Regions from separate parts of the Mus musculus genome. Here region 2 is linked to region 1. The links are chromatin loops, found by intact Hi-C in ENCODE. Cell type or tissue: heart. All regions are shown on one strand. Links, peaks and the distances in the headings refer to the core of each region. The heading gives the core; the rest is flanking DNA. Region 1 overlaps Slc28a3 (solute carrier family 28 (sodium-coupled nucleoside transporter), member 3). Region 2 overlaps Kif27 (kinesin family member 27).

Region 1 (12,475 bases), core at 4,908-9,907:
CAAGGACATTTTAAAGAAGACTCCGGCCTTGTGTGACAAAAGCTGGATTTAGGGACATAGGAAACATTGAAACTCAGGCGTGTAGGGAGTAAATCTAAGACAAGGAAGCAGAGCAAAGAAAAGGTTGGCTTCTTCGGTGAGGAAAGGTGCCTACCTGTGAATTCTTGGCCCCAGGATAAGAAGAATTAATAACAGCGCAAATATTGAAAATATTGAAGGTGCACAGGAGGAAGACTGTAAGCCCATTTCCTGCTATACCAAAACAACTGAGATTGGGTTAAAATAATAAAGTAACAGGGAGCGGGCTAAAGGGGAAAGAAATTCCTCACAGTTCTGGAGGTGGGAAATTCGTCCTGGGCTTCTGTGACGGGGTAGGGGAGAGAGCAAGAGAGCGCCCCTCAGAGTTATGATTGTGCTTGTTGGGGTTGTGTCCACTTGACATCAACGAGAGTCACCTGGGAAGAGACACTCTTTGCTGAGGAGTCAGGCTGCCCTGCAGGCAAGCCTGTGGGGCATTTCCCTTCACTAATGACTGAAGTCAGAGGGCCCAGTGCACTGTAGTGAGCACTGTCCCTGGGCAGGTGGACTAAGTAGGCTGAGCAAGCCACAACAAGCAAGCATTGATCTTCTGTGGTCTCTGCATCAGTTCTTGCAGTGAGATTCAGCTTCCGCCTCCCTCCATGATGGACTGCGATCAGGACATATAAGCCAAGTTCCTTTCCTCCCCAAGTTGCTTTCAGTGTTTTATCACAGTGACAGGGAGCAAATGATAATAATTACCAAGCCACTGTCTCAGTAAAGAACCCACTCTGGCAATAAATAAGGACATAATCCATTTATTACTGGAGCCCTGATTATCTCCCAAAGGTCCCAGCTCTCAACTCTTTTCATTGAGGAGTAAGTTTCCAGCACACGAACTCTGAGGCACACATTCAGACTACAACAAACCTGGGGCACATGTTCAGACCACGGAAAAGAGGTTCAGCAGTTACACGTGGAGAATCACACTGTGGCTTGCCTATCGGGGAAAAAGGCCTGGCCACACACTTGCTCTCAGAATCAGGGGCTTGGTGCTTATAGTCTTCTCTGGTCCTCTCCTTTCAGAATGCATCTTAGAAGTTCTCATGGGAATATCTTCCTTTACATCAAACAAGGCAGGCTAAATCATACTGGAAACTAGAATCAGGCAGAAATGATCATGTACGGTCCAACACAAATTATGGACGCAAAAGTCAACCAACCTTAAAAGAATGGGCACGCCAGGCAAGGCAATGCCTACTGTTGTCTCAGCACTTGAGAGAAGGAGGCAGGGGACTGTTGTCATGAGCACACTATGTAAGAAACAGACTAATGTTTTTGTCTCTTTCTGTAACATCAGACTTTATAGAATAACAATGAATCTACAAGGTAAGGTGTTCAGGCAACACTTTGCCACACAATGCCACTTTTCTTGGCAACCCTGCTGTGCTGGCTAGTCTATGTCAACTTGACACAAACAAGAGTCATTCAAGAGGAGGAAGCCTCAGTTGAGAAACTGCCTCCATAAGACTGAGCCGTAGGCCATTTTCTTAGTTAGTGATTGATGGGTCTAAGCCAAGCCTATTGTGAGTGGAGTCACACCTGGGCTGGTGGTTCTGGGTTCCATAAGAAAGCAGGTTGAGCAAACCATGAGGGCAAACTATCGAGCAGCACCCCTCCGTGGCCTCTGTGTCAGCCGCTGACCTCAGGTTCCTGCCCTGCTTGAATTCTTCTCCTGATGTGGAAGTGTGAACCAAATAACCCTTAACTCCCTAGGTTGTTTTCGGTCATGGTGTTTCAGCACAGCAATAGTAACTCTTACTACAACACCTGCTAAGGTGAATCTTGGTTCTTTTATTTATTAATTTTTAAAAATTTTTCAAGACAAGGTCTCACCATATAGCCCTGACTGACCTGAAACTCATTATATAGATCTGAATGGCCTAAGAAGGCACCTGTTTCTGCCTCCTAAGAACTGGGATTAAAAATGTGTGCCACCAGGGCTAGCTATGTTTTAAATTTTTATCCCTATGTATTATGTGTGTTTGTGTAAGCCTATGCCACATGAGTGCAGGTGCCCACAGAGGCCAGAAGAGGACATCAGGCCCCATAGAGCTTGAGTTACTTACTGGTGGTTGTGAGCCACTGTGTGATTGCTTGGAATGGGAGTTGGGGCATCTTCAAGAGCAACAGCACTCTGAACCGCTGACCCTCTCTGCCATGATTCATACCTAAGATTTGGTGTTGTTTGGTTTTGGTTTTTGGTTGGTTGCTTGGTTTGTTTTTTGTGGTTTTGGTTGGTTGGTTGGTTGGTTGGTTGGTTGGTTGATTTATGAAGCTCTGACTGTCCTGGAACTCACTATATAGACTAAGCTGGCCTCTACCTGTTTTTGCTTCCTGAATCCTGGCATTAAAGGCATGTGTCACCATGCCCAGCAATTAAGTTGTATTAATGTGTGAAGTTTCCATTATAAATTTTCCTGTTTATAAATGTACATGTGAACCAAAAAGCTCACTTGTTTGCTTTTTTTTAAAAACTGATTTATTGTAAAATTATGGTTCTATGTTCTCAACATATTAACTTGGAAAAAATGTAGTCCTTACCTTATCTCAGTATGTTCTAACAACATGCCAGATTTAAAATATAAGATGGTTATTTATAAACCAATATCATATTCCTCTCTGAAAATATTTCTTTTAAGTTTTTAAAATCTATTTTTATTTCGAGTGCATGAGTGTTTTTTGCCTGCATGTATGTGTACCAGTTGCATGTAGTAGCTGAGGAATCTAGAAAAAGGCTGGAACCCATGTTACAGACATCCATGAGCCATCATGTGGGTCCTGGGGCCTGGCTTAAGTCTTCTGCATGAGCGCTTAACTGCTCTTAACTGCTGAGCCATTTCTAGCACTTATTTTAATTCTTGAAGCAGAAGCAGCAGGCTAACATGAACATATGAACCTGTAGATAAAATCCTCAAGGCTTGCTGTATGCGTCCTTAAGTTTTAAAACGACTCATTTATACACTAATTAAATGAAAGAGAATTAAATATATCCTTAACACCCAGTAAAAGTTGCAAATCATTTGCTAATGGGCATTATTCAATGCATTATATGGCAATAGCGACAGCAAGTTTTAAGGTAATAGGAAAGAGGGCTTCCTGTATCCATCAACAAGCAGAGGTATGACATTTGTGTGTGCTTTAGACATAACTGAACGCAATACATTCTCCTTGTGTGTCTCCTCTTTGTCCAAAGTGGTATCTCATGCATAATTCTATATTGCTTAGGATATTAATACAGCACTCATGCATGAGTTTCTGTGCGAAGATTTATTTGGGTTTGAAATTATAGTCTGAGTGTCACAGACAGCAGCAGCAAAGCCATCGGTACAGATCTTTTATTTCTGAAAGTTAAAAACTCTTGTTGTGCCAGACGTGGTGGCACACGCCTTTAATCCCAGCACTCAGGAGGCAGAGGCAGGGGGATTTCTGAGTTCGAGGCCAACCTGGTCTACAGAGTGAGTTCCAGAACAGCCAGGGCTACACAGAGAAAACCTGTCTCAAAACAAACAAACAAACAAAAAACCTCTTGTTGCTCCCTAACCAATGTGACCAATATACATTTGCCAATTTAAAAATAACAATAGTGATCAGCTAGTTATGTTTTGCTTTTCCTTGTTGAAGTGGAATGCCTCTTAATTTATACCTACCCTATTCTACTGTCTGAATCTTGGTTATTGTCTTTTATAATTGTCCTATATTAAAAGGAAGGGAGGGAGGGAGGGAGGGAGACAGAGGGGGGGAGAAAGGGAAAGAAAGAAAGAAAGAAAGAAAGAAAGAAAGAAAGAAAGAAAGAGAGAAAGAAAGAAAGAAAGAAACTAAGAAAGAAAAAGAGAGAGGAAGGAAGGAAGGAAGGAGGAAAGAAAGAAGGAAAGAGGGAAAGAAAGACAATTTAGTGGTCTACGCAGTGAGTGGATGGGGGATTCTGCATCCGTACGACTTTAGCCTCCAGCCTCATCCAGACAACATCTAAGAAGCAGTCAGAGGAGAGGGCTTTGGCTATTTCTTCCCAGAAAGAACAAGGCAAGACACTTAATACCAGGATAATCAGCGAGGACAGATTTCCCTCTGTAATTAGCTTCAGTTTCTCCAGAGATGAGTGGGCCTTCTGAGGAAGAATGAGGTAACAGGGAGAGGTTCCGGCCCAGTCAGAGGTGTGGACATTGCAAAAAGCAGGAAAGGGTAGGAGTATTTGCTAACCCGCAGTTACTTAAGCCAGGCTCCTCCTCTGGCCAAGGGGACTTGGCTGCCTTCCCCCAAGGCTCTGGGCGGAGAAGCTTTCTCTCCACCTCTAGGGGGCAGTGAAAGGGTTTACTAGAGTTAAGTTAGCTCTAACTGCTCTGAAGAGTTCAGGAGTCAGCCTCTTCTGCGCTCTCAGCTCTTAGAAGTCACGTTAGTGGTGGTTGAGTCTCTTCCTGTGGGAGAATGTGCGGAGAGACTACCGTTCCTCATAGGTCGAGAGAAAGGTCAAAGGCTTACAGGGTCTGGCCTTTGTCGTTAACCGCTTCCACTTGCTGGAAACCTCACTACCGCCCATACGTGTGCATGCCTGCAACCATCACGACTAACCTTGCCCTACTCGGTCAGTCTGGAGTTCCTTTTGGGTTCACAAGCGTGACTGATTTCTCCGTAGTCACCAGAAAAGCAACAGCACGCCTCAGTTCAACAAGTGGGTTGTTTGGGGTCTTTTTTTTTTTTTTTCCCTAGAGTCCCAAGATATCTTTTACACTAATTCCTGTCACTATGATAGAATACACTGACAAAAGTGTTTGGGCCTGTTGGTGGCATACGCCTTTAATCCCAACAGGGAGGTGGAGGCTGAGTTCAAGGCCAGTCTGCTCTACACGTTCAGTTCTAGAGCAGTCAGAGCTACATAGAGACTCCTGTCTCAAACAAAACAAAACAAAACAAAACAAAACAAAACAAACAAAAAACCAAAAAACGGGGGCTGGAGAGATGGCTCAGTGGTTAAGAACAGTGCCTGCTTTTCCAGAGGTCCTGAGTTCAATTCCCAGTAATCACAAGGTGGCTCATAGACATCTGTAATGGGATCTGATGCCTTCTTCTGGTGTGTCTGAAAACAACTAAAGTATATTCACACATATAAAATAATTTTTTTATTTTTTATTTTAGGGTTTTTTTGTTTGTTTGGTTGGTTTTTTTTGTTTGTTTGTTTGTTTTTGTTTGTTTGTTTGTTTGGTTGGTTGGTTTTTCGAGACAGGGTTTCTCAGTGTAGCCCTGGCTGTCCTGGAGCTCACTTTGTAGACCAGGCTGGCCTCGAACTCAGAAATCTGCCTGCCTCTGCCTCCCAAGTGCTGAGATTAAAGGCGTGCACCACCACTGCCTGGCATAAAATAAAATCTTAAACAAACAAACAAACAAACAAAAATTCAGCAGTTTAGGAAAGAAAGGACTTAACCCTGGAACTCCCAGTGGGAGAGACATCAAGGCAGCAAGGGCTCGAAGCACGTGGTCACGTGATCACATGGCACCCATAATCAGGAACTTGAATGCTGGTCAGAGTCTCGCTTCTTCCTCTCCTGCTGTTCAGGGAGCCTTGTTGCTCTCTCTCTTACTGTGGGTCTTCCCACCTCAGCTAACCTGACCAACATCACCTTCACCTGTGTGCCTGGAAGCTCGTCTCCTAGGCAGTGCCAGCTGCCAAGCTGCTATCACAAGAGGGCTTGGTTAGGTTTCTTTGTTTTCTTGCAGTTACCACATTCTGCAGCACTTGTTTGTATTCGTTTCCCGTGGCAGTGGCGTTTGGAATAGCTCAGACGGGTGGAAGGGAGAGACAAACACAGACAAGCAAACCAGCCCTCAAAAGGGAAGAGGACATTTATTCTGGAGCCAAGTACGAGTGGCCACAGCCTAGGAACAGAGATTTAGGTTACCCCAAACAGTTTCGTGAAGTTTTTAGAGTAGCAAAGCAGACAATGGTAAACCAGCACACGTTTCAAATACGTCGTCGGAGTGTTCCAGCAAGGTGATTAGTGAGGCAGTTGGATTAGCTTTTTTCAGGACCACAGTTAGTATATGACATTCTCATCTTACGTTGGGAATTGAACCCAGTTCTCTGCAAGAACAGCCAGTGTTCTTAAGCACTGAGCCATCTCTTTGGCTCCCAGATCCTATTCTTCTGACCAAAGATAGGAGCTTCCCTGAGATCTCCATCTTTATACATTTTGTACATGAAAGCTGGAACCCAAAGCTTTCATGGTGAGGGCGCAGTCTACTAAGGCCAGGCTAGCTGCCTAGTGGAGCTGGGGAGGCAGGGTCACCTCAGCTGCTGTCCCAACAGCTCGGGTGGAGTGGAACCCCAAAGTGGACGCTGCACAGCAACACGCTGGTGTAGGAAGCCATGACGTTCATGTTAATATAACTAGGACTTATGACTTATGGGAAAAAGCAACCCTGTTAGAGAAACCTTGAAATAGACAGCTAAGCAGACAGTCCACACCTGCTTCTTGTTTAAGAATCTAAACGATAACAATGTTACTCAGCACAGGGCTGGAGCCTCGGCTCCTGGACACCTAGGTCTCTTCCACTAGTCTTCCGTACTATAGTATGGACAGCTCCAGAGGCAAACCCAAGACTTCCCAATGTGCAACTAAGGTGAAGGGGCTCCTATGCTCACGAATTTGTCCACTTAAAATTGTTCCTTAAGGGGCTAAAAAGATGGCTCAGAGGTTAAGAGAGCTGGGTGCTCCCGCAGAGGAACCATTGGGTTCTGAGCACCTCCAGTTCCGTGGATCTGGTGCCCTCTTCTGGCCTCCATGGAAACTACGGATGTGTGTGTGTGTGAAGCACTCACACCTAAAATAAAATAATAAACAAATAAATAGATTTTTGAGATAGGATTTAGCTATGTAGCCCTGGCTGTCCTGGAACTTACTTTGTAGACTAGGCTGGCCTTGAACTCACAGAGATCCACCTGTCTCTGCCTCCCGGCTGGGATTAAACATGTAAGGCAACACACCTGGAAAACTTCTTAAATAACTATTTCTTAATTTATAGATTCATTAAGCAGGGGATGGGAAGGGAAGACTTCAGCATAAGCTATTTTTGTTTTGTTTGTTTTTTGCTTTTTTGGTTTTTTGTTTTTCGAGACAGGGTTTCTCTGCAGCCCCGGCTGTCCTGGAACTCACTCTGTAGACCAGGCTGGTCTCGAACTCAGGAATCCGTCTGCCTCTGCCTCCTGAGTGCTGAGATTAAAGGCTAGCATGAGCTTGAGAAAAGCACAGCTCACTACACTCCCAGGGACCAAGAAGAAAGGATTCCCACAATGTATTAACTTTCCCCGACCTCAGTGTTTTATTTTTAACTGCTAATAGTGTATATACACTCTATCAGAAATATGTTTTAACATCTTTTAAAGTTTTATTCATTTTATGCATATGAGTGGTTTAGGCCCCTGCTTCATTGCTTAGAAACATACACGTGGTTCCCACGACTCCCCCACTGAGCCGGCGTACTTCGAGGTTTTGCCCTGAGGACAGGCATTCTTATAGGTGTTAGGTACAGAGGCGTCAGTAATCTGCTTAATAAATAGAACGAAATGTTGGCTAATGGGTGGTTATTAGCTTCTTTTACAGACCCACAGTTCCAATTTACAGAGAAAGAGAAAAGCTGGCTGTTTACCACCCACCCACCTACACCCACAATAACTCCTTTTTCTGTTTCAAATCCTCGATGATTTTCTTCCTGGAAATACAACGACCAAGCTGTAAACCACTGGACAGAGCAATCGAGAACACAAGGGAAACACACCCAGGGTTCCTCTGTGCGCGTGCAGAACAGGGAGCACTCCACCCCCAAATACAACAGCACTCTCCATGTTCATTGACTTAAAACCCCCATTCTCAATTCCTTCAGCAAAGATCTCAGGTGCTGCCAGCAGGGGGCATCAGAAGGCTGCAGCCTACAAAAGAGAGAAAATGAAGCTGGCTCCACCAGTGAGAAAACCCCAGGGTTCTGCAGAGAGCCAGAAAGAGCACACTGCTGTGTGAATAGACGCCTGAAGTTCAGGGTGGTACGACCTGCCGAGGCGCGCGTGTGTAATTAGAGACCCTGGTTTATTCACTCATGTAATCCAGCATCCCAGGCCCTGTTGTTTTCAATTTAGCGTTAAGGAAAGTGTAAGAACTCATGAACACAGGAGAGAAGTAGAGTTCCCAGGGCTACACGTCTCTGCCCTCTTTCCGTTCTCTGTATAAACATACATTTCCTCCCACTACCAGGAATTCTGGGGAGACCCATCAGAGGTGCCACATGTTACAGGGAGATTGCGGTGCCCTCTTGTGGTTTTAATCTCCTTGCAAGAATTTCAAGATGGGAGTGGCAATGCTCAATCCAGGACTCAGGACTCAGGAGACAGAGGCTGTCAGATATCTGTTAGTTCAAGGCCAGCCGGGACCACATAGTGAGTCCAGGCTTCAAAATAACAGAGGAGGAGGAGGAGGCAGGGGCAGGAAAAGGGAGGAGGAAGACAGAAAAGGAGAGAAAGAAAGGAAAGAGGGAGGGAGGGAGGAAGAGACAGAGAGAGAGAGACAGAGAGAGAGAGAGAGAGAAGGAGGGAGGGAGGAAGGGAGGGAGGGAGGGAGACTTAAGAACAGACCCATAAGGATGATTTTATTAGAGTTTAAGATTAAAACTCCATGAGAGCCAACTGTAAATCTCGGTCTACTGGAAGAGAGAGACGCAGCCATGACAACTTCGCAGGAGCAGCATGTGGGCAAGCAGCCACTCTGCCAGAAGGGAACTTCTGAGAAAGCGGGAAGTGTTAGGGAAATCATGGGCAGAAGCACAAAAAAGAGGGAAAGAAAAAGCAAGGTTTTGCTTCTCAAATTTATTCAGATTTAGGAAGCTGCGGCGTGATGCTGGGGCTCTGTATGCGCCCGCGCTAGGGCCAGGAATTCTGGGGTTGACGAGTATGCTATCTCATTAAAGGGATAATTATTTCTTCTATCGATTGAGCATGGTTTAAAGGTCGATCTGCCTTCCTGAGGGGTGACTGACCTGCCCAGCTGAAACATTAGGACCCCAACCTGGTAAAGGCCGTGCATCAGGGCCTAAGGTGGGAAGCTGCAGTCCTTCCTCAACGTGCAGCACATTGGTCGGTCCCATCAGAGCAAAACAAAGCAAGGTTCATCCTTTTTCCTTGGGCCCATCCTTTTTCCCTGGCACTTCCTTGAACCGGGTGCCTCATCTAAACACGGAGTCTGGCTTCTGCCACTCTTCAGGACTCCCCCCGGAAAGGGAAGGACCCTTGTGTTGGGCTCTGACACGGTGTTTTTCACTCTGCTTTTTCCTAGGATGAAGACCTTGAACGGCAGAACACTCCAGGAAACAGCACAGTCAGGAACAGAGTTGTACAAAGCGGGGAACAAGGACACGCCAAACAGGTAGGGCAGGTGTGGAGGATGATCAAGGACCTGTTACCATGGAGAAAACTGCACTGCCTGTGAGTGTGGTTAGTGTGTCTAGGGCAGAGCCAGAAAGAAAACACGCGCACCCTAACAATGAGACTTCACTTTTGCAGACCAGCCACAGACTTCCCCAAAAAGGGAAGCCATCTCAAGGCAAAAGGCCTAGGCAAGCATGGACCCTCAGCTTTGTAGCCCCAGTTACTAAGAGGCAGAGACAGGAGTCAGGTCTAGCCTGGTGTGAGACTTCCTGTCAAATACAAAAAGCACCGGTATGCTAAGGGAGGGAGGCAAGAGAGGCAAGAGAGGTGCCTCTCCCTTGGTTCCATCGAACCTAAATCCTTAGCTTGCACAGGTCTTGGGGGCTTTTGATGGTGGTGGTGGAGAGTTTTGTTTTTTTTTTAATTGTTTGTTTGGAAGGAACAGGGTCTCATGTGACCCAAGTTCACATCATATTCAATATGCGGCAGAGGATGGCCTCGAACTCCTGATGCCCTGGCTTCAGCATCCCAAGTGGTGGGATTACAGACGTGGACCACCATGTCTGGCAAGGAGCTCCATGCTGCTTCATTTGTATCCTAGATTTAGGCGGAATTCCTTCCACTGCTGGAAAAAACAAAGCAAGTAATTGCTCATGTGGATCATCCTCTTGAAAAGCAGTCCTAAAGAGTACCTAAAACTAGGAAAATTATTGCAGCAAAAACCGGAAGATGAAAGTTGGGGTGAAGTAGGAGAAATTTGCTATACCTTGGAGCATGGCCCGTGTTTATGCAGACACAGTCTCGTGCTATCCATGTTGGATTACACTGTTCATCTTGCTTTACTGTTTATCTCATTTGATATATTGTGCAGTGTTTGTGCAACGGGTGTCCTCTGGCAACCAAACTAGTCCACATGAAAACCGTGCCTACGGTGGCTTTTATTCATAATCAGAAAACTCTGGAAGCATCTGAGATACCCACCCGTAAAACTGAAAAAAAAAAACCACAATCAGACCAGATAGGGCAATATTTTTCAGAGCTAGAAAGAAGCAAACAACAAGGTCATAAACAGGACTCAAGGAACCACACGTGCATATTATGGAGTGAAAGAATCCAGTTTATGATGGGGGCAACCCTGTACCATGCCAGTAGCATCATCCTGAGGAGAAAAAGGCAAAACCTTAGAGAGATGAAGAGATAGTGGTTTCCAGGGCTCAGAGAGGAAGTTGGGGTGAGCATCGGGACTCTCAGGGCGCTGTAAGCACTCTGAACAACACTATGGAGGTGAAGATCCAAACATAGATTTGAGCACACTAGAAAACGACCTTTGGGCCGGGCGTGGTGGCGCATGCCTTTAGTCCCAGCACTTGGGAGGCAGAGGCAGGCGGATTTCTGAGTTCGAGGCCAGCCTGGACTACAAAGTGAATTCCAGGACAGCCAGGGCTACACAGAGAAACCCTGTCTCGAAAAACCAAAAAAAAAAAAAAAAAAAAAAAAAAAAAAAAAAGAAAGAAAGAAAGAAAATGACCTTTCTATTAGGGTTCTCTATGGGGATAGAACTTATAAAATGAATATATGGGGGTGGAGCGGTATTAGACTGGGTTACAGGCTCTGGGCCAGCTAGTCCAATGATGCTGTCTACCAAGGGAAAGTCTAAGAATCCAGCAGTTGTTCAATCCCGGAAGCTGGATGTCTCAGCTGGTCTCCAGTGTACACTGGAACCCTGAGGAAGTAGGCTCAAGGCCAGTGAAGGGATGGGTTTGCTAGAGAGAGCCAGAGCAAGCAGGCAAAGAGCAAGCTTCCTTCTTCCTTGCCCTTTAAGTTGGCTGCCAGCAGAAGGTGTGGCCCAGACTTAAGGTGGATCTTCCCACTTCCAAAGATTCAGATTAAAACTGGGTCTTCCCACTTCAAATAGTTTAATTAAGAAGAAGAAAAAAAAATCCCTCATGGTAGACAGAGCCACTTGGGTTTCTAGATGTAATAAGCTGATGGTCAAGAGCACACGTCACAACCATGGAGGGAAATGATGGGACCTGTGTGGTCATCAATGTAGTAGGTTCATCTGAGGTAACAAGTGGAGGATGTGGGCAGCAAAGGATGGACCGTGTGAGGATGTATGGGAAGCCTCCATGTTTACAGCTTGTTTTTGCTACAGTTGCTCTCAATTGTTTGACAAAAGAACAAAGCAAAACTTCCTATTTCACAGCTGTAACACGAGTGTGCAGGCCAATCAGCAGTGGCTTTGGCAGCGATGGGGTTTGGGCGATGCTGAACGAGGACACTCAGCGGGAATGCACACAGAGGCCTGTGCAGGGGGCTGAGCAGGCAGCGGTGGTGAGCAGGTGGTGGCGCGGAATGGAAATGTACAGAGTCCCGTACTGACTGGGAGATGATAACAGAGTTGAGGGTGATTTGGGTGTCTGTACTGGCTATTTTTGTGTCAACTTGACACAGCTGGAGTTATCATAGAGAAAGGAGCTTCAGTTGAGGAAATGCCTCCATGAGATACAACTGTAAGGCATTTTCTCAATTAGTGATCAAGGGGGAAAGGCCCCTTGTGGGTGAGACCATCTCTGGGCTGGTAGTCTTGGGTTCTATAAGAAAGCAGGCTGAGCAAGCCAGGTGAGGCAAGCCAGTAAAGAACATCCCTCCATGGCCTCTGCATTGGCTCCTGCTTCCTGACCTGCTTGAGTTCCAGTCCTGACTTCCTTGGTGATGAACAGCAGTATGGAAGTGTAAGCCGAATAAACCCTTTCCTCCCCAACTTGCTTCTTGGTCATGATGTTTGTGCAGGAATAGAAACCCTGACTAAGACAAATTGGTACCAGAAGTGGGGTATTCCTGTGACGACCTGACCATGTTTTGGGGAGGACTGTGAAAGGACTTTGGAACTTTGGGCTTGAAGATCCATCCGTTGTTAAGAGCTCTGTCAGATGTTGTGTAGGAGCTTGGAAGATAATGTTGAGAACAGTGCAGAAGATGGAGGCCTGG
Region 2 (12,475 bases), core at 1-5,000, 300 kb after region 1:
CTGCACCTCACCTGTGCCGGCAGCGCCCTCAGCTCAGACTGTGACTCTGCCCTGAGTTCTCAACATAAACCATAGCTGTGCGGGGCTCATTCACCTCAAGCGCAGACTTGGCTCTAGCGACAGACTTGGTAACCTTCTCTTACCAACAGTTAAGGAGTATACTTGACTCTCAAATATTAAAGATATGTAAAATGTAAATATATAAGCTACATTAAAATAATCATAAAACTGTAGGAAATGGTCTACTATGTGCCAGTGGCTTTTGCTGTCTTTGACTCTTAACCTTTTAGGTCCTGTCTGATATTTTTCTATATCATAGGAATTAAGCCTTCTTATTACCAAAAGCAATTTTATGCAGGAGATGCCGCGGGGTTAGGGGGGTTAGGAGCACTGGGGCCCACATGGCGCTCACAGCCACCTGTAACTCACTCCAGAGGGTCTTACACACTGTGGCCTCACACAGACACACATACATACACATAATACATAAATAAATCTTTATTCAACAAGATTTTCAAAAACTGTACAAAGAATAATACAAATGAAAGTAAAAGTATGTATTTCTAAAAGCTGGCATGACTTCCAGAACTTAAAACACTTGATCAAATTCAATAATAATTAAATGTGCATGTGTAACACTAACCCCTTAGTAAGTGGAATGATCACCATGAGAAAGTACTCTGCAAAACTCAGACATTCCTGGACGGTAATAATATTTTTGTTATCAACAATCAATAGTTCTAAAATAACTTGACCCAAAATTTGAAAGTTAGAAAGTTATATAAAAGAAATACTTATTTCTAGCTGTTTTTAAAAATAATTTCTGGGGCTGGAGAGATGGCTCAGATATTAAGAGCACTGACTGCTCTTCTGAAAGTCCTGAGTTCAATTCCCAGTAACCACATGGTGACTCACAACCATCTGTAATGAGAGCTGGTGCCCTCTTCTGGCCTACAGGCATACGTACAGGCAGATCATAAATCTTTTAAAATTTTTTATACCTAGAGAAAATAACATATAGATAAGCATATTCTAATTTATAATCCAGGGCTTAAAGCAACTGAGTTTAATCTCTGGTACTGGGGAAACAAAGAGGAATTTATTGAAACCCCTCCAAACCAGAAAATATGAGCTAGCCTTAAATCTTCACCTAGAATTAGAACAGATACAAAGTTGCCCATAGGCAGTGGCTGCTAACGTTTGCCATCTATGCTAGTCACTGGGAAGCTTAGCTTAGCCTCTGGGCTGCCGTTGGTGCCTGGGGAAGGCAGCCAGGCCTCTTACTCTCAGCAGCCACATGTCAGACAGAGACAGACTCTCAGCCAAGGCTTGGGGAAGCCCACTAGACTCTGTCCATTGGTATTTATTGTGTGTGCATTTATGTAGGGATGGGGGTCAGAGGACACAGCATGCAGCGGCCAGTTCTCTCCTTCAGTGGTGTAGGTCATTTTAAAGCCAAGCTCCAGCTTAGATTCTGTCTTCACAGGGCTGAAAGAGCACTGAGCACTTGGAGGGGGTGTGACACCCTCTCCTCGCCCCTCAGGCACTCCTCACACATGGATTATACTCATGCATAAATGCAGGTAATATACATAAAAATAACTAACTCTTCAGGCTAGAGAGCTGGCTTAGCAGTTAAAAGCAGAGCCTAGGCTTGGTTCCCAGCACCCACATGGCAGCTCCTGACTGCTCTTCTGAAAGTCCCGAGTTCAATTCCCAGTAACCACATGGTGGATTACAACCATCTGTAATGAGAGTCGTCCGTAACTCTCGTCCCAAAGGATAGGACACCTTTGCTCTCCTGGCATCTTGCATACACATTAGGTGCACAGACAGACATGCAGGCACACACCCATGCATAAAGTAACTAGTGAATTACACTAGACTTAAAAAGTGATAATTATTTCTTTAAAAAGATTCCAGAGACACACAAAGTACTCATAGGCTTATAGAGAGTACCAAAATTACTAGGGGATTTTTCAACTTTAATGGGTTAAAGCTGTTTATAAGAGAATCAAGACTGCCCCTGAGGCACATGTCTGTCTGTCTGAAGAAATCATTAAGCAGGAGTTTGCAAGTACCACATCTTTAGTGAGAATGATGTAGTTTGTAGGGTGCTGTGGCAAAAATACCTGATTTTCAGAAGACGGTGTTTGCTTGTTTTGTCTTGTGTCCGGTTCTCTGTAGATCATGATGCTGGAGATGGAGTTCTGAATCCAGAAGAGACGACTGTGCTTTCTGAAGAACTAAAATGGGCATCTAGAACTGAAAATACAAAGTTGAATGGAAGCGAAAGAGAAGTAGACAATTCTTCAAGCAGCTTAAAAACCCAACCACTGACCCAGCAGATTCCAGAAGATGGCCCAGACTCACTTCCAGCCCGTAGCTCGATAGCGCCCTCCAGTGGCCAACTGCAGAGCATTGCCGATAAAACAGAGGCCCGTCCCTTTACACACTCTCAGAGTCCAGTACCACACCAGTTCCAGCCTGTGAGAAGTATAGGACCGCTTCAGGGGGTCAAGCCTGTCAAACTGTGTCGCAGAGAATTACGTCAGATTTCTGCCATGGAGCTGTCATTGCGGCGATGCAGTCTTGGAGCTGGGGGCCGGTCAATGACTGCTGATTCCCTTGAAGACCCCGAAGAAAACTAGTGATTTCAAAGCCCAGGCACTGAACAATAAAACTTCTAATTTAGTAAATGTGTGGAAAGATGCCTTTTCTGACTTACAGAATTAAACCTCGGGGTAGCGAGCTCTTTCCTGGGACACAGGAAAGGGGGTTGGCACCACTCCTATGTATGACAGTGTATGTGGGGGCTTTGTTATTTCATAAATGCATTTTTGAGTGCTTGTACATTGAACGATTTCTACTTGTGTGTATAAGTTCCTTTCCTGACATATTTGCTTTATTTTTATGTACATTTAAAGAACAAAATTAAGACTAAAACACCCTTCGGATGTATATTATTCTATAATATAAAGACATATTATAGAAGTACATTATAACCCATAGTATTTGAATGTTAAAATGCAAGTGTGTTGCTATTTTTAAGCTCCAGATAAGCCCTGATTGTGCCAGAGTTACCTACCTAATGAAAATGTTTGCCAGAATTAAGCCTGTGAGCTGAGGTGCATTGCAATTGTTAGAACTTAGCGAGGCAGCCTTAACTCTAACATGGTAGCTTTCATTTTTATAATTATTTTTTATAGAATGCAAATTTTCACCTTTATCCTGTCCTACGCATTCTACATTACCTCTCAGACAATGCTAGAACTGAGAGAAATGTCTGCAGCTTCCTGGACAGGGGAACTGATCACAGAGCAACACACGTCATTAATCATCCCAAGGAAAGAAGCTGTGTGTGCGTGAGCGGTGTGGCCATGTGGGGTGTGTGGGTGCCGCATCCTCTGATTACACACACACACACACACACACACACACACACACACACACACACACACACACATATATATACATACATATACACACATACACACATATACACACACATATATACACATACACTCACATATAGTCATACACACACACACACACACACACATGTCTGATGATTTCCAGCCTTGTAGGCTCAAGGGCATCGGGGTATAAATATGTACATGAAATCTTGCTAACATATCTCTAAGTTTTTCTGGATCAACTAAATGAGCAATCAGTTCTTTCCTACCATATTTATCTATGACAGGCAACATCTCATTATAATGTCCTGAAGTATTGTTTTGTTTCTTTTCCATACCTTCATATTACACCAAAGCTGGTTCTTAGACTAATCAGAGCCAGCAGCAAAACCACCATATGGAAGCCTGCACAGCTCCCACTGAAGTCTCAACACCTACTTCCTCACTGAATCCATTGTTTAAAGTGTGCCTGTGTCTATACATATACACACATACACATATTGTGTGTGTGTGTGTGTGTGTGTGTGTGTGATGACAAAATGTAAGTGCCTTCAACACAACCTAACAGTTATAGACTAGGTGAGTGTGGTGCCACATGTCTTTAATCACAGAAGTCTGGAGGCAGAGGCAGAGGCAGGTGGGTCTCTGTTCTCCTGGTCTACACAGCAAGGACAACCAGGACTATAGAGAGAGACCCTGTCGCAAAAAACAAAACTATCATATATTAGCAAATATCTTTTTATTAATGAAGGTCCTAATATAAATTTAAGATTAAATAGCATGCTTTGTCTTAATAAGCAGTTTATAAAAACTTTTCACTAACAAAGCAATAGTTACATAAGACTACAGTGATTTCATCAGATGATACAAATGTAAACTGGCTACCAAGTAACAAGGGCTATTTGTTTTCTATTAAACATTTCATTTGGATCTTGCACATGCTTTGATAAATTTCATTCCCATACTCAAAAATATATAAATAATGTCCCAAACAATGTAATCTAGGTGTAAACAATTCATTCTAGTTAGGTCGGCTTGCCTGTCCTCGAAGTATAAGGAACCTCCTCCCCACTCTAAGGACAGTTAAGTTTTGTCACTTGGGTTTCCCATGGGATGCTGCTGGTGTGTGCATGTATGTGCTTGCTCATGCATATTATGCATGTGTGTATATTTATGTATGTGTGCATGTGTGTGTGTGCCTATGGAAGTCAGAGAGTAGAACTAGGTGCCGTCCCTTACTACTTCGCACATGATTTTTTAGAAAGGGTTTCCCACTGAACCTAGTCACTATTTAGACTAGGCTGGCCAGCTAGCAAGTCCAAGCTGCCCCTGTCTCCTTGCCCCGGCCCCAGGCTGAGGTTAGAGGCAAACACCACCACCCCTGGCTTTCTGTGGGTGCCAAGATCCTCAGGCTTAAGCAGCAAGAGCTTTACCCCCTGAGCCATCTCCCCAGCCTGACTTTCTCTCTCTAGATGAAATGGGTTGGTTTGTTTATTTTGTTTCTCTGTGTAGCCCTGGCTGTCCTGGAACTCACTCTGTGGACCAGGCTGGCCTTGAACTCAGAAATCTGCCTGCCTCTGCCTCCTAAGTGCTGGGATTAAAGGCGTGTGCCACCACTTCATGGCTTATATAAAATGGGTTTTCTGTTGTTCGCTATGCTTTCCACATGCAACAGAGTATTTGATGGGAAAATGCTCTACCCCAGTAAAGTGTTCTTTCTTCCCCTGACTCTGGAGTGTTACTTGGGAGCCATGGGTAATGGTGACTCTTATCAGGTGCTTTTGCACCCTGAGCCCTGGTGCTGGGGTCAGCTCAGGGCTGTGGGCACTCCGCAGCTCCTACATGCTCTGCCTCTGAGCTGTGGGACACTCCGCAGCTCCTACATGCTCTGCCTCTGAGCTGTAGGCAGCCCCTACATGCTCTGCCTCTGAGCTGTGGGACACTCCACAGCCCCTACATGTTCTGCCTCTGAGCTGTGGGACACTCCACAGCCCCTACATGCTCTGCCTCTGAGCTGTGGGACACTCCATTGCTCCTACATGCTCTACCTCTGAGCTGTGGGACACTCCATTGCTCCTACACGCTCTACCTCTGAGCTGTGGGGACCTGCACTTTATGCTCCTTGAGTTTGATTTCTCCTCTGGTGTCATGTTTTGAGTGCGTCAATCTTTCGTATCCCTATGAACTCCGAGTGCAGAGTCATCAAAAATAATTATGATTGTAATGACATGGACTTTATTTTTGTTCACTACCGCCTTGTTTATACTAACCTACAACAATAAACTTACGCTTATTTAAGAACAGGTGCCTTTCATGACTGATTACAATGGAATCAAGTCAGTATTGAGAGCAGTTCTGTGCTCCACACGGGCTCTCACACACTAGATGTGAGCAATAGGCAGAGTATCACAGCCTGACACTGAAGGGGAGGGAGGGCCGCTCGTGTCCACAATTCGCTCAGCATCTTTGGAGTTTTAAAAATATTACATATATTTTACATTTAAAACTATGACGATCTGTAGACTATCTCCATTTTCATAACACCTTCAACACTTACAATATGTGAGAGAGACTGAGGCCTGCTGCAGTAACTGTCTCCAGCACACAGAGCATGCTCTGGTTGGAGCCTAGGCTATCGGGTGGTGGTTTACCAGGGGTGATGATGGGTACCCTCCACCCTGACAGCTTTATCACTGCAGCTGCTGCTGCTGCTGCTGCTGCTGCCTGCCTGCCTGACTTCCCACGGACTGTTAGTTCTCTAGAGAGATGCACACCTTACCTGCACAGGGTCGCTGCTCATTTCTGTCTCTCAAGATGAGCTGCCCACAGGCACCCAACACTGGAAATGGTGTTTGATGGCTTTGGTGTCCTTTGACTTGAACCCAGCAGGGGAGGAATCAGAACAAGGGAAGTAATATAAAGGAACCTCAGAAAACTCTGATGACAGTTACAGCATCTGTTTTAAATGTTTCCGGGAGTTTTCATTTACACCTCCCACCCTACCCCAAGGCAGGCAAGCTGTATTTGTCTCTTAATATATTTTTAATATTTTTTATAGGAAGGTCTGTGTGACAGGACCCCGAGACCTCAGTGTGACTCACAACATACCGAAATACCGATCAAGCTGTAAGAACGCAGCATGTAACAGTGCCACGCACCAAAAAACAAAAACAAAGGCCTAACCCATCAAAGCCCATAGTTCTTGGAAGGTCTCTAAATGTCCTAACCAGGCTTTTTGATTCCTGTCGTTCTGCTTCTAGCTGACTCTTCCTGTTAACTGAAGTATGTCAACCTAGGACTTGGGTTTCGTGTTCAAAGGCTCACTCTGAGAAAGACTCAGACATGCCCTGGGATTCCAAACGCCAGTGCAGTCACTAGCCAGCTTACTCAAGACTTTCTCTTGGCTTAAACCCATGTCTGAGCAGTCTCTGGTACAGAATTGTCATTAGGCACAGAATTGCCTTTATTTGGAGTGGTAGGAATGCGATCTTTGAACCCAAAGACATTAAATTAGACTTAGGTGTTCCATTCCACTGGCTAATTCTAACAGAGACCTCTACTGGATTATGGATCCATTGCTTTGAGAGACATCGTTTTATAGTCTTCATTTCACTGTGTCAGATCCTTTATGCTCAAGGAGTCAAGCCACTCAGGAAAGGAAAAAGTTTAAAGCCCTTTTTCCTTTTTTCTTTTTTTTTTTTTTTTTTTGGTTTTCCGAGACAGGGTTTCTCTGTATAGCCCTGGCTGTCCTGGAACTTACTCTGTAGACCAGGCTGTCCTCAAACTCAGAGATCCGCCTGCCTCTGCCTCCCAAGTGCTGGGATTAAAGGCGTGTGCCACCACACCTGGCCAAAGCCTTTTTTTTAATGCTTGTCATTTAAGTAGAACAAATGAAAATTACTTTAAAATCATTCACGTCTTATAGTTTCAAGCTTATTATAGTAGATATAAAATAAAGTATGATTTTTCAAATCCAGATAGGTAAATATTGTTCATTTGATTTTATTTAAGCTGTCTACTTTTTTAAAGTGTTGGGGAATCAAACCCAAGGCCTTGTGTGTCACCTGACCCCATGTCCCCAATTCCCAGGAGCAAATTAGAGACACATGGCGCTTTGCCCTTCTTTCTCCACTGGGACCCAGGTGACAGCTGAGAAGATGCGTAACTAGGGGCAGGAATGGAGGGATAGCACAGAAAGGTTTACTTCAAAGTATTTCATAAGCCAGCCCCCCTCCCCCACTTTTAAAACATATTTGGAGAGGATTTATTTTATTTCTCTGACAAAAGGACTAAACCTTAACATCAACATCCAGGCATGTCTTTTAGACTCCTATGGAAGACACCCACAGAAATGCCTCCTACAGAAGACTCACTGGACTAGCTCTTTGAAAATACACAGCCCTTTAATCCCCACACTCAGAAAGCAGAAGGAGGCCAATCTCAGAATTTGAGGCCAGCCTGGTCTACAGAGCCAGTTAGAGGTCAATCAGAGAAACCCTGTCTTGAAAAAGTACAAAAGAAAAAAGAAGAGAACACTGCCCAGTTTTTATACTGGTTTCTTTAACTGTGGTTACCACTCACTCAGGATTATATAAAAGCCCCCCAAGACAGAAGTGAGCGGAACTGGAAGCCCACAGCACTAGAAACAGCAATGTCAAAGGGTTAGGTGACTGTAAACAAATTGATGATTCATTTCTACTAAACCATACAATCTCAATTATTTTGCTTACTTTCCCCCCTCATTAAAATATCCACGTGGAGAAAAGATTTTCATTTGTGATTACAAACCAGTAGCCCTTTGGCTGCCTTGAGAGGCGGAGCTTGTCCTGACTGAGGACTTAGCAGAATGGTTACTTTTTAGCATGCCTGTGCTCTCTGGTCAGGAAGAATGGGAAATGAGGTCACTGTCATGCCCGGGCCACTCCCCTGAGGTGAGTTCCATCATCTCAAGGCTGGCAGCATCTGAACTAGTTCTAGGCCTTGGCCTAAGAGCGTGTCCTCTCACTGGGCATGTTCTGGGTATCAGCAGTTAGAACTACTCCAGTTTTTCCAAACTACCAGTAAGCCATTTTTCAAAATTAAAAAAAAAAAAACCTATTTTATCATTTTTTTTTATTCTTTAAAAAAATGGAATATTTCAAATGCAACATTTTAATCACTTTCATGAGAAGGAAATGGCCATTTTAAATTATATATGGTAGTCTGTTGCTTCCTAGAGAAACAGACAAACACACATTCAAAAGTAGAGCACTGGTGTTTAGAATGAGATTCAGGTTCCCAAAGTTGCCTATTTAAGTGGAATAACTCCAGCATACATGTGATAAAGTATTTTCTAAATGAATTGCTCTCCAGTTCATATATCTTAACAAGAGAGATTGCCATATTCCCTGCATTTTCATGGGACTTCTGTCAGGAAAGTATTTAAAATATGCTAAGTCCTCCTCAACAAACATAAGTCATACTTTGTTACTCTCCTTGATTTATGAGTGAAAAGCCACATTTTTCCTGGGATTTGAACCAGTATTGTGGGCCACTTGTTATTTCTTCCTTTAGCAATGGTGACTTCAGAAGGACTGAACCACAGCTGGAGTAGGGACATTTCCTGAGGCTCGTTTCACAGACAGGTAATCAGGCTGCCAGCACGTGGCCTTCATTTGGCGTGCCCTGATCTACACTCAGATACAGAAGAAATCAGAGCAAATTTGATGTTACCATGGTAGCTGTCCGCTGTGGGTTTTCAGAGGGAGCTCCTTCCCATTAGTTTATGTGTATCTGTGATGTTAATACTCCACGTCTCTATCAGAGTACCCATGACCTGAGCAGGCAGACCTTCAGGAGGCGACCTGGGGGTAGTAGAATCTACAGTCTGAAGAGTTCTGTGGGATTGTGAACCAATAAGGAACCAATAAGGAAGCAGGAAGACTTCCATATACTTCCGGAGGGAGGGAGGGCTGTGAGAAGAGCTCCATGTCAGAGTGATTGCCTAAGTTTAATCCCTAGTACCTTCAAGTAAAAAATGTAGTGTCTTCTGTAAGCAGCAAGTTAGATAGTAAAGAGCTGACCGATTTTGGCTGGCCAAGTTATGCCAAACCTAGACGCCTCAGGACCAGAGACAGTGACCTGCTTAAGTTTTGGGTTTTATTGTTAGTTTGAAAGACACCGTGTCTCTGTGTAGCCCTGGCTGTCCTGGAACTCACTATGTAGACCAGGCTGACCTTGAACTCCCAGAGACTGACCTGCCTCTGCCTCCTGAGTGTTGGGATTAAAGGTGTGGTCCCCCACGCCCAGCCTCTGCTTAAATTCTTTTTGTTTCATTTTAAGTTTCTTTTAAGCATGTTACCTAATGCCCTCTTCCCCCCAGTATACACACCCAAGTGGACACTTGGGCGAACTGTCACAAAATACAGAATACAGAACACTCAGGTTGAGAGACCACCTCAGCAGCTCACCTAACTCTGGAGCTTATCAAACTGTTACCTCCCCTACTGGAGTGTTCTAAAAGGGGGCAGCTGTCTTTGTTGAGGTTTCTGCTTTTCCTTTTAAGTGGATTAAGTTTTAAGAGAAACATTCAGTACATAACAAAAAGGAGCAGCCGGTAGAGGTTTCACATACCTACCCAACTGCACACATGCAGATCTCTCTAAAGTGTCAAACCTACTGCTGCCAAGCTCTCATTATGTAGCCCAGGCTAGCCTGGAATTTGCAGTCATCAGCCTGACTGCTGAGGTTACAGACGTGAGCCACCATGCTCACTCATAGAGCTCTTTATTACCCAACGTTCAGAGTTATATGAGCATTCACTATTAGTGTTGTATACTCTAAGAGTCTACACAACTGTTAATCAGTGTCGTGGATAACAGGCTCAGTACTCTAAATAAAAATCCTGTGCTCTGCCTAGTCTACCCTCATTCTGTGCTAACTCCCATCAGTCACCTGTTTTACAACTGTTTCCATAGTAGTGGTTCATCTCCTGCCCCTGAATGTCATGCAGCTAAAATTACCATGTAATATGTAGTATATATCCTCACAAGACTGTCTTTTTTCCATTATATAAAGATCACGCAAACATCACCTACAGTGCTTCACATATCAGAAGTCAACTGCATCACCCTGATGACCACAGAGTCCCCCAACTCCCCTGTATAATAGATTAGCTCTCCACAGTAAACTGATTCCTTCAGTTATACCTCACGCCCCACAGTGGGGCAGCTACAGTTCTGCTTTCTGCACTCCACAGTCCCTTCCACCTCCGCTTCACTGGCTAACAGATGAAACTGGTAGCCTTCCTGTGACCCACCAGAGTTGGAAAGTTTCATTCGCAAGGCTCAAACACATCATTGCCACCATATGCTGGAGATGCTACCTGCCAGCATCAGGATGGACCAGTTGGTCTTTAGTCCTGGCATGGTCTTCTTCCTGGAGGTCCCACCATCCAGGCAAAGGAGCTTCATTTCCTTCTCTTTAGCTTCTATTTACCTGACCCTCATGTTTTTATATTTCTTAATTTGTGTCCTTATTTGCATGGAGTACTTCTCTGTGATAATTTCCTGGATAAAGCAGAAGGAAGTCAGAATATTTAAGATTTTGGCTGGAAAAATGGCTCAGCTGTTAAGAGGACTTGCTTGAACTTGTTAGTTTATGCCAGTCTGACACGAGCTATAGTCAAGCAAGATCAGGCTTCCAGTAAGATCAGGCTATAGGCAAGCCTGTAGGGCATTCTTATTAGTGATTGATGGGAGAGGGCTCAGCCCATTGTGGGTGGTGCCATCCCTATGCTGGTGGTCCTGGGTTCTATAAGAAAGCAGGCTGAGCAAGCCAGGGAAAGCAAGCCAGTAAGTAACATCCATCCCTCCATGACCTCTGCATCAACTCCTGCCTCCAGGTTCCTGCCCTGGTTGAGTTCCTGTTCTGAATTCAATGATGAAGTGACGTGGAAATATAAGCCAAACAAACCCTTTCCTCTCCAAGTTGCTTTCGGTCATGGTGATTCATCACAGCAATAGCAACCCTAACTAGGACACAGCTCTTCCAGAAGACCAGGGTTCAAGTCCTAGTACCCACATGGAGGCTTACAACCATCTGTAACTCCAGTTCCACAGATCCAATACACTGTTCTGGACTCTGAGGGTACTGAATACGTGGATGTATCCAAAAACCCATCCACATAAAATGATAAAATAAAAATTAATTTTAGTTAAAAAAAAAAGCCTGACATCTTGGTGCTGGAGAGACAATTCAGTGGTGAAGAGCACTGGCTGCTCTTCTGGAAGACCCTGATTTAATTCCCAGCAACCACATGGCGGTTTACAACTGTCTGTGACTCCAGCTCCAGGGGATTGGGTGCCCTTACACATGTAGGCAGAATGCCCATGCATTTGAAATAAAAATAAAAAATAAAAACCTGACATATATCTTGTTATGCCTAGGTACTAGTTCTATACACTATCTTATCCTTTTAACTTTGCCTGTTTGTCCACGGAGGCTGGTCTTGCATGCAAGGGGCTTCTTCCAATGACATTCACATCCTTGAGAGTTTACCTATACTAGAGAGTCAGTGACAGAAATCTAACAAAATCTCTGATCGTGTGGAAAGCTTCACTGTAAGAGATTAAAAGAAGACTTACACTCCTCACCACAGTGAAGCAAACTTCATATTTAGAGATCTCTTCCTTTGGGTTAGCTGGTTCCCACTCCATGCTAATCAGCTTTGTGTTACAGTGGAAAGTACCTAACTCAGACAACTTACAAAGAGTACATATTAATTTTGGCTCAGTTTTGGAGGTCCCTGACTGGCTGGCTGACTGGCAGGCCCCGTTGCATTTGGACAGGAGCACTTACCAAGTAAAGCTCACTTCATTGCCCAGGACAAGACTAAATAAGGGGAGGTCTGGGATTCCACCGCCTTCAGGAGCTGCTGCCATTGGCCTAAGGGCCTTCCCCCAGGCCCTACCTCTTTAAGCCACCAGCGCTGCCTTAACAACAAAGCCTTTAACATGGGGGCTTTAGGAGCAAAGGGAAACTTTTATATAGTCACACGCATGGGAGAGTCTGGTATTTCA

What was found. Peaks named below come from ENCODE experiments on the same cell type or tissue, not always from the same donor. Only the 100,000 strongest peaks of a DNase experiment are listed, where the experiment ranks them.
Region 2: it touches region 1 in a loop (6-fold over the local background); 14 of 42 quality-filtered maps call a loop at or near these places.

The regions. Positions count from the first base shown.
Region 1 is chr13:58,585,189-58,597,663 of GRCm38, reverse strand. It overlaps Slc28a3 (solute carrier family 28 (sodium-coupled nucleoside transporter), member 3), which reads left to right. Exons shown (of 18, transcript NM_022317.3): 2 at 9,393-9,482. Among named protein-coding and RNA genes, the nearest start is that of Slc28a3, 19 kb to the left of the region's middle. In heart, for the core only: CTCF peaks have their summits at 6,848 (motif pointing left) and 7,970 (motif pointing right); no DNase peak of the experiment used is centred there; H3K4me3 peaks cover 622 bases; H3K27ac peaks cover 560 bases; H3K27me3 peaks cover 514 bases.
Region 2 is chr13:58,277,969-58,290,443 of GRCm38, reverse strand. Kif27 (kinesin family member 27) reads left to right here. Exons shown (of 17, transcript NM_175214.4): 17 at 2,188-5,717. The coding sequence ends at 2,651. Gm26555 (a long non-coding RNA gene) reads right to left here. Exons shown (of 8, transcript XR_873524.3): 1 at 6,196-12,475; 2 at 2,133-2,265. Among named protein-coding and RNA genes, the nearest start is that of Gm26555, 9.4 kb to the right of the region's middle. In heart, for the core only: CTCF peaks have their summits at 936 (motif pointing left) and 2,395 (motif pointing left); a DNase peak (open chromatin) is centred at 2,423; H3K27me3 peaks cover 259 bases.